Regions from separate parts of the Homo sapiens genome. Here region 1 is linked to region 2. Evidence: read pairs that join two places in POLR2A ChIA-PET (ENCODE). Cell type or tissue: MCF 10A. All regions are shown on one strand. Each heading gives the region's core, and the rest is flanking DNA. Links, peaks and the distances in the headings are about the cores only.

Evidence for each region. Peaks named below come from ENCODE experiments on the same cell type or tissue, not always from the same donor. Only the 100,000 strongest peaks of a DNase experiment are listed, where the experiment ranks them.
Region 1: POLR2A ChIA-PET joins it to region 2 with 6 read pairs; 1 of 35 experiments calls an interaction of 5 or more read pairs at or near these places.

The regions. Positions count from the first base shown.
Region 1 is chr20:39,772,408-39,777,429 of GRCh38, forward strand. All of the region lies in intron 5 of LOC105372614 (a long non-coding RNA gene), which reads left to right. Among named protein-coding and RNA genes, the nearest start is that of LINC01370, 230 kb to the right of the region's middle. In MCF 10A, for the core only: no CTCF peak of the experiment used is centred there; a DNase peak (open chromatin) is centred at 2,834.
Region 2 is chr20:39,823,501-39,828,522 of GRCh38, forward strand. No RefSeq gene overlaps it. Among named protein-coding and RNA genes, the nearest start is that of LINC01370, 180 kb to the right of the region's middle. RefSeq lists an enhancer at 2,524-2,653. In MCF 10A, for the core only: no CTCF peak of the experiment used is centred there; a DNase peak (open chromatin) is centred at 2,241.

The DNA.
Region 1 (5,022 bases), core at 1,732-4,231, 50 kb before region 2:
TATATAGAGAAAATACATATTTTCTATTTTCTCTATATATTATTTACATATTATATATAGAAAATATATATATTATCTATATATTTCTACATGTATTCTATATATTTCTGTATATTATATATAATTATATATTATATAGAAATATATATCATATATTAAAATACATAATGTATATTCAAATACTTTGTTTTTATATATAAAATACTTTTATATAACAGTATTTCTATAAAAATAAATATTTTATATATTTCTATATATCTATATTTCTATGTCTAGCATAGAAATATATATATTATTAAAAATATGTAATATATATTTTTATAGAAATACTTTGTTTTGGTTTGCTGAGCTATAAAAATATGTCGGGGGCTAACAGTGAGCATCTCTTCTAGTTTCATGGTGAAGATGATGATGGTAAAGGGTCTGGACTGAGCCACACTTGAAAGATAACAAATATACTTGAGAATCTCAATTGAGCCATTCCTGAAACTAACATGAACTTCCTTGTTATATAGGCCAAACAATTCCATTATGTTCTTAAACCAGTATCTCAGTTTGGTTTCCCCAGAAGCAGACCTTGAGACAAGGATTTAAGTGCAAGTTCTTTATCTTAGAGATAATACTAGGATATAATAGTATGAAAGAAGAGAAGCAAAACAAGGAACAGAAGACAGTCACTAAAAGTCTTCTTATCCAGGCAGTAACCACAATACATAATTGGAGCGTAATCTCTTTGGGAAACCTTAGGAGCCAGTATAAAAATGTGTCTGCAGATTATCCCACCTGTGGAGAGAGGGGTTGGGGGTATCTATGTACTATGCCCTTTAGTCAGTTATTGAGTTGTGATCCCAGGAGACATCAATTCCTGGAAGTTCTGGCTGCCTTGTGGGTGGGTGGCAGCATGGGCTCGTAGAACCAGAGGAAGCCCTCAGGCAACGAAATGCAGGGCTGGCCAATTTAAGTTGGGCTAGTGTGGACTGAGGTGAGGGTGAAGAGACATGAGTGTCGCAAAGGCGAGGTCTGTCGCAGCTTCACTGAGTTGAATTTCCATCACCTGCAACAGAGAGTGCTGGGAGAATTCAGGGCCCCTCATGTGCTCTCAGACCTGATCCATGCCACCATCCAGCTTTGTAGAGAAGGCAGCACTGTTTCCCTTTCTTGAAGGATCACCCTGCCCTCTAGGTGGCATATGTGTGTACCCCAAGATCTAGACACTGAGAATGGAACTCGGTAGCCTCTCTGCGGAGAAAGACAAACCCTTATGAAGATCAGATGAGGCTTTCATTGCAGGAGGCCTTATACTATTTACCCACTGACAACTTCTTTCTCATGAAAGTTTGTTTTCAGGGTTGTGCCCTGCCTAATGTGATTTGTTTATTTTTCTTGAGTGAGAACCAGCTTTGGCTTTTAGGATTTGGCCTCAGTTGTATTTCCCATTAGTCATTTTCCCTGCAATAAATGTTGTTGGCTGTAAAGTTGGAGTCCTTTTAGCACAACTGGGAGGGGCTTGAGGCTCCCAAATATTGGCCTTTTTCTAGAGGAAGCAAAAAGAATAGCATGAGGTAAAGAAGAGTGTCTGAAGTCAGTAACTATTGTTTTGATATGCTTAGATTTTACCCCCACATCTTATTCTTTACCCACCCAAATCTTTGACACTAGAACATGAGAAGGAAAATAAGGCAGGCAGGCAGGAAGTGATGGTGGTACAAAATTAGGCTGGAGTGATGGGCAGGAACCATCTCCCTTAGTTCTAAGATCAACCCAAGGAAGGTCATGTCCTCAAGGAAGGATGGATCATTCCCACATTCAAACTGTAAACACCATCATCTCACTTTTTATAAAGGCTTTCTTATGAGCTCCTGAAGTTGAGCGTTAACTGGTAAATGTGATCGTGTACCACATTCCCCCTCCTCTCTTGCCCCAGACCCTGCCAACACTACAATCTTCATCAGATCACACCCAATCAGAGAACACTTAGTGTAGATACTAAGAGTTGGGGGTGCATTGTTCAAAATCTCTGATCTTTGGTAAAGTTCACTCATTAAGTCTGTTTTTTTAAGCATCTGATCCATTCCAGGGACCGTTTTAGACACCTGCAATAAAGTGATGAAAAAGAAAGACAGTCTCAGTCCTCAAGAAACTTCTGTTCTGATTAGATAGGCAGAAGACAAATAAGAAAGACATTAATTCAATAGTTATGCAACATCTCTGTGCCTTAGTTTCCACCAACATATGTGAAATGGAGTCAATAAAAACACCCACTTTGTGTTGTAAGAGTTAGATGACCTAAGATGGAATCGATGGAAGAGACCCTCGCTTATTCATCATTGCTCCCTGTGTATCCATTCTCTGGTAGAGGCTGAATTCTAAAGATTCTGGTCAGCAAAGCCCTAAATCTGAACATGCTTGAATCAGATGAATTCTGCAAGGGACTGGCACAGAATAGGGAACCCTTCTTGTGCTCTGGACACAAACCCTAAGCCAGGTGTACCTGGACATCATTTTCTAGGATGCACAAAGGGTCTTCATTCATTAATGCCTTGCACATGTCAGAAGGGAAGAGAGGCTTTGGGCCTCAGCCTTGCCATTCAGACCCAGCTCCTTACTGGTACAACCCTTCCATATCCCTTACTTCCAGGGCCTGGGAGCATGGTCTGCAATGCCCAATCATGTCTGGATGTGCCTCCAGGTTCAGACATTACTATCCCTGCTTTTTCTGGTTTTCATTTCCTTTTCTTGTGTGCTAGGCTTTTGAAATACATATTGCAGCCACTTGTTGCCCTGTTTTCTAAGCTGCCTTGAACTGCTGCCAGAGGCTGTTGCCAGAGGAGCTAATGACTAAGTCACTCTCCTTTTGGCCTCTGGCAGGACTGGAAATCCACTTGGGGATGGGGTAGCAAAGGCCCAGCCATCCTGAACCAATCAGGAAACCACAATAAAAGTGCCGACCAGGGAGTCAGTCACTCACCCTCAAAGCTCAGCGCTGAGCTCAGCATGGAGGTGTCCACGAGGCTGGGGATGCTCTAGTTTGCTTCTGCAGAACCACATCAGAAGCAGAGACTCAGGCACAAAGGCAGGACCTTCAGAGAAGCCTTGGGGGGTATCCCAGGGTCAGCAGGAAAGAGAAACTCACTGTGTTTCTGAGCCAGGAAAGACAGAGAACAGCAAAGAAACTCCAGGCTGTGAGCCAAAGACGGCAAACCCAGGTGAAGTAGATTATGAATAACAATAATAAATAATAGTTAACAGCTATTTTGAACTTACTTCATGTAAGGCCTTATCCAAACACTTTTAAAGTCCTACCTCATTCAGTTCTTCCAATAACCCTGTCAGATAGGCTCTATTATTTTTCTCACTTTCAGAATAGGAAACTGAGTCACAGATTTAGTTTGCAGTGGCCCAATGTTGTCCCAGTGATTCCCTCTTACAGGACAATTGCAATCCTCTTGGTTAGTAATCCTGATTTCAAAATGCATTTCCCAGTTGGTTTATTTGTTCAGGTGTATCCAGCACTTGTACTGAGAGCTCAGGATAGAGAAGATAAGACAGTCCTGGTCTTTGTCTGGCTGATTCTGATGGCCACAGCATCTCCAGCCACCCATTTTGACCTGTTCTTGTTTTCACCTTTGCTTTCCATTATTTATGGGGGTTTATAGTACAGTAAACCATTAGGTTGGTGCAAAAGTCATTGTGGTTTTTGCCTTTAATTTCAATGTCAAAAACCACAATGACTTTTGCAGCAATCTAATAGTTTCTATTTTCTGCCCATCTCCTACACCTTCATCTCTCTTGGATTTGCCATCACCTAGAATGTGCCTCTTCCCTATCTACCAATTTTGCTCTTTTGAGTTCTGCCTGTCCTCCAAGTATCACCTACAGTTTCCAATGTTGCTGCCTTCATTAAGCTTTTCACAAGAACCCCAACCTCAGGTCTTCTCTCTCTCCTCTGAACTGAGGGGATGAACACTTTGCAGCAAGTTTAGAGATTTTTACCTCATACTTCCTTGCATTGTCCATTTCCTTTATAACTGAAGAGAAATGGCCGTATCTTATCACTCTTTCAGTTTCTTCCATATGCTATTATGGAGTAGTTAAAAATAGCTTATGGATTAAGGAAATAATTTAACAAAAAGGATATGGTGGGCAGCTTCTAAGAGGGCACTATGATCCCCACCTCCTGGTATTCACGTCATTATGTAACCTTCTCCCCTTGAGTGTGGGCAGAACCTGTGACTTTCCTCTAGCCAATACAATACAGCAATACTTATAGGCTGCCACGTCTATGGTTAGGTTATGTAAAGTTGTGAATTCCATCTTGTTAGTAGACTCTCACTGGCTTTGAAGAAGCAAGCATCCATGTTGGGAAGGCCTACCTGGCAAGGAAATGAGGGCAGACTACAGCCAAGGAGAAACTGAGGCTCTCAGCCCCACAGCCATTAAAGAACTGAGTTTCGCCATCAACTCCATGAGGTTAGAAGCAGATCCTTCACAGTGCAGCCTTCAGATGAGACCTCAACCCTGGCTGACGGTTTCAGTTATACTTTGAGACACCCTGAACCAGACAGCCCATGTAAACTGTGCCCTCGTTGCTGACCCACAGAAATTACAAGATGATAAATGCATGTTGTGTTAGTCCATTATATTTGTGGTAATTTGGTACACAGTGATGGATAATACAGGAAGGTTCAGCAGACAAAGCCTTTTTGGAAGAATTCAAATGGATTGAAAAGTATAACTAAGGAAAGCAAGAGAGTGAGGTGACATTTGAGGCTGGGGAAGTGTGTGAGCAATGGCTTTATGGAATGTTCACAAAAGAGTTCCAGGCAGACCTGGAGATGTAGACAGGAAGCTAACTGGGGAGGCCTTAAAGCAAAAAGAAGAAAAAAAATACCAAGCCAGAAGAAAGAAAAATGGTGACAATGTAGAGAAATTGTGATAGTGAGGGGATACCTCCATGAACATTGAGAATGAGAGAAGACGGAGATGCTCCATTCATACCAGATGGCCTTTACCTTCGTATAA
Region 2 (5,022 bases), core at 837-3,336:
CAGGCCGGCAGATGCTGACATTCCTTTACTATGTGATTCCCACAGAGCTGGGGCTTTTCATCACGAATGAGCATTATTAGTAACCAGACTCAGGGGAGGGAGGGGGACATGTATGCAGGGAGTGAGAGGCAAAGGGAAAGTGGGAGAAAAACAGGGCTGGACACATCATGGTGCCAGGGACCCAAGGTCAAGGGGCGAGACCCTCAGGCTCGATGGCATTTGGGGTGTGGGACACTTCTGGCTGCAGGGCCCTCAGCTGCCTAGTTTAAGACTATGGGTTGTGTTTAGGGGTTACCACCTCAGTCTGGGAATGTCACTGTTCCCCTGAGACTAATATTTCTCAAGAAGCTACTGTTTCAGTCACTGAAGCCAACAGGGTCTCTACATGGGGTGACCATAGGATGTGCCACCTAAACTGGGACTTTTCAGGGTAATAGGGAGTGGGATAAATTCTAAACCCAATAGAACATTGAGACAACTGGCATGAACTGGGCCAACTGGGATGGACGGTGGCCTTGCTCATACCTCCCTGCTCTTGCGGAGGCAGTCATTGACTGACTTATTAATGTGTGTTGGGTGTTAAGAATTGCGCACGCTCATCTTCTCCTTTAAGAGGTAAGCAAATAGTAGCCCTGAAGAGTCAAGAATACTCAGGGGCTCAGTACGAAAGCAACATAGTATTCCAGTTAGAGTGCAGGTGCAGATTTGGATACTCCTTGCCTCCAATCTCACTGCCACTGTTTACTCTGAGCAGGTTGTGTTGCCTCTCTGAGCCTCAGTTTGCCCATGTGCAAAATGGGAATGATAATAATAATACTTACCTTGCCAAGTATTATAAGCTTGAATTGAAATAATGATGTAAGGAGGTTAGCATGGTGCCTGGTGCATAATAAGCAGCCACAAATGGCAGTTAATAGGATTAATTCTCAGGGATGGAGAACCCTCTAAAAGGTTGCATCAGGACTTTGCTAAACAGGCCTCTAACAGAACCTCATTCTCCATCCTCTGGGTGCTCCTCCCAGGGCCTGGTGTATGCGTCTCCTTTAGAAGGAACACACACACATTCTTCTGCCCAGGGCATGTCTTTCCCTACTTTCCAGAGGAAAATGTCCTGATTCATTTTCCCTGTCAGGAGGCTGGAAGGAACAAGCAAAAAGAAGGAGAGAATTGAGGTCATTGGTCCATCCACACATAAGCTCCAATTCAGTCTTTCCAGGGAATCACTCTGGATTTACTCACCACCAAGTGACAGATGAGAGCAACTTAGTAATTTGAAAACCTGGGAAAATAACATGTATTCTGAGATGTTCCCAGTGCTGGTTTGGAATTACTGAGCACTGTTCATTTCAGCCTTCAGCAGATCATGCCATCCTGAGTTGGAGTTGGCAGTTCTAGGGAGGTCCTGAGATTAACCCAGAGACTGAGACTGGACTCCAGGGAGTCACAGCCCAGTTCAGGCCTTAGCCAGGGTCCAGACTGTGCTTGCTGGGTTTTCAGCTTTTCCAAAACCTGTATAACCAATCCCTGCCTTGTTGTCTATCTTCGATTCTTAGCAAGGTTCCTGTTTCAAGATGCAACCACAGAGTAGAATCAATGTAAAAAGACATCTATACAGGGAGCACTGTGAAACACACAGAGGGCTACAATCTATTATTGCCAGGTGCTGGAAGATCAGGAAGAGCTAAGTAGAAGAGGCATGACATGCAAATAGGGCCTAGGAGGATGAGGATGAGTAGAGAGTTTAAGTAAGAGTGGAAAGGAAGGACATTGAAAACACAGGAACACGATGCACACAGGTAGGAAGACAAGGTGGTGTTGGCAGATAGATCATATATACATGGGTAATGCCTGGGAGCAGGCTTAGGAAAAAGCACTGCCTCAATTTGTTCTCTTATTAATTAGTCTAGTGTCTTTCTTAGTCACAGACTGTGATATCCAGGGTCCAAGATGACCTCTAATGATCTCCTCCTCCTGGTTTTCTTGTCTTTGTGTGGTCCTTACTCCCACTTAATAGGGCTGACCATGAGCCAATACGATGTTGTCAAAATTAAGGTGTGACTTCCAAGTCTAGATCATACGATATGTTTCCACTTTGCTCTCTCTTGGCTCCTAGCTGTGGGTAAAGACAGCTACCCTATCATTAGGACACTCAAGCAACCCTACGGAGAAGACTATGTGGTGAGGAACTGAGGCCTCCTGCCAATAACCAGTACCAACTTGCCAGGCATGAGACACCTTGGGAGTGGATTTTGCAGATCAGGCATGTCTTATATGAAGGCACACCTGGCCAATAGCCCATTTGTTGCTTCAACAGCCAAAACCACCCAGCTAAGCTGCTCCTGGATTCCTGACTCCTGGAAACTACATGCCAGTAAATTACCTTTACTTTAAACTCTAAATCAGAATAGACTATGTTGTGCCTTTTTTTCTTGGAGCTTCCACACAAAGGGATCTTCATCATGGACTGTTTTGCCACAATAAACAGAAGATCTCCTGGGGCATATTAAAGGGAAATGTGTCCTTAGATAACCTGGAAGCTAGATGTTTGTCAATGTGGCTTCATGTGGTTGCTTTCCTCTGCACACATTCTGCATTCTCCTCTATGCAGCTCACTTCCTTTGTACGGCTGTAAGTTTCCATTTACCTAGAACTTGCATTTGCCTATGGTTTGTGGTGGCAACCCTGGCTCTAACCTTACATGACGTTATTGATCCAGAGTCAATCTCAATCTTACCACATGTTTTGTGAGCTTACTTTATATTTTCAAGAACGAGGATGATTGGCTCCTCTTGAGTCAAGTACCTGCCCATGAACTCTTCAGGTAGGACCAAGGAGCAGTCACCCAGTATACACATGGCTCCTTAGCTTCCTTCTTTAGGAATGGACTGGAAGAATCATGACCAAATGAAGGGTTATAGATCTGGCCAGCACTTCAAACATTGCCATGTGTAGTACATGTAGCCCCAACTAAGAACTTCCCAGAAAACCTGCTGCAAGATCAAGATCAAACACTCTCTCCATTTTTATGAACACACTAGGGTGTGAAACTTTCTCTCCCGAATAAGAAGAAACTTGAAACAAAATCCTGTTGGTAGCCAGGCATTAGGATTCATGACTCAAGACCCACATTTTTACAAAAGCAATTCCAAACTCTCAAAATCAATTATGCATCATATTATATCCTCAGAATAAAATAAATATACATCCCAGAATTAATATGAAGGCATAAACAACTGCTGACAGCCTATAAATTGTATTAGGAAAACTTTGATAAACTCTTACTTTTCCACACTTCCCTCAACCTCATGACAATAACTGTTTAGATTCAACACATATCAGGGGCATATGCAGCTGGAAGTAAGGAGAGTTGGAAATAAATAAAAAGGAAAACAGCAAGAGCAGGAGAAATGAGCAGAAGGTTAATGACTTTAAAGGGGAAAAGGTCACAAGAAGAAGTGAATCTGATAGCCCTGGAAAACACCCTTTTTCCTTTCTGATAAAGGAAGGTAGCTAGGAGTGTCTTTATGAATTTACTTTTCATGCTTTCCCTCTGGTCCTTAGCAAAGAGGGGGAAATTCAGAATGAGCTATTATTTACTCAAGAAATAGTTACTGGACATCTGAAGGTGTCAGAGGCGTTCGAACCAGAGCAACTCCATCTTGAGTGAGGGCTAGGAAAATGAGGCTGGGACCTGCTGAGTTGCATTTCCAGAAAGGTATTCCTAGCCTCTAGATATTTACACTTAAGGGAACAGATTGATAATGTTTACTAAACAGATCCAGACTTGGGACTCTCCGAATATCCCGATATCTTGAGAACAAAGGCATTCCTAATTTTGCTTTAAAGATAATAATATTGGCCAGACGTGGTGGCTCATGTCTGTAATCCCAGCACTTTGGGAGGCTGAGGTGGGTGGGTCACTTGAGGTCGGGAGTTCGAGACCAGCCTGGCCAGCATGGTGAAACCCCATCTGTACTAAAAATACAAAAAAAAAAAAAAAAAAAAAATTAGCCAGTGATGGTGGCACATGCCTGTAGTCCCAGCTATCTGGGAGGATGAGGCAGGAGAATCAGTTGAACCCAGGAGGCAGAGGTTGCAGTGAGCTAAGATCATGCCATTGCACTCCAGCCTGAGCAACACAACAAAACTCCATCTCAAAATAATAATAATAATATTGATTCTTGCAAAATATAGTAATTAAGAAAACCAATCCTTTGTCACAAACCCTGTAGCAGAGCACGTCTCCCAGTGATCTTCTCTTATCCTGTATATAAACAAGCATTGTACCTAGGGTGGACATATTCCTCCTCTTACTTTCAGGAACGTCCTAGTCTGTCTATGGAGTAGCTGTTCTTTCATCACTTTACTTTCTCAATAAATGTGCTTTCTCTTTGCACTGCGGACTTGCCCTGAATTCTTTCTTGAGTGAGATTCAAGAACCCTTTCTTGGGGTCTGGATCGGGACCCCTTTCCTGTAACAGAGGGACTAAATGGAGTCATGATCTCAGGCAACTTAAAAAAAAATACAGGAGACAGTTGAACAAACAATTGAAGAAAAATAGGTTCATTGCTATATCATGGGCATTGTACAAAATTAATTATGTGTCCAGGAAGGTGGGGGGATTGAGCTCCTCACTCTGTTGAATGGGTTCATGGAAAGGGCAGTATTATGGGTTGAATTGTATCTCTCCCCCAAAAGTCCTAACTAACCCTCAGTACCTCATAATGTGACCTTACTTGGAAATAGGGTCATTGCAGATGTAATTAGTTAGGTTAGGATAAGGTTATTAGGGCCCTAATTCAATAGGACTGGTATGTTTATACAAAGGGGGAAATTTGAACACAGAGACATGCACACAGGGAGAATGGCATGTGAAAATGAAGGCAGAATCAGGGTGATGCTTCCACAAGCCAAATAACCCTAAAGATCATCAGCAAACCACCAGAAGCTAGGGGAGAGGCACGAAGAGATTCTTCCTCAACCTTCAGAAGGAACCAACCATGCTGACTAACACCTTCATT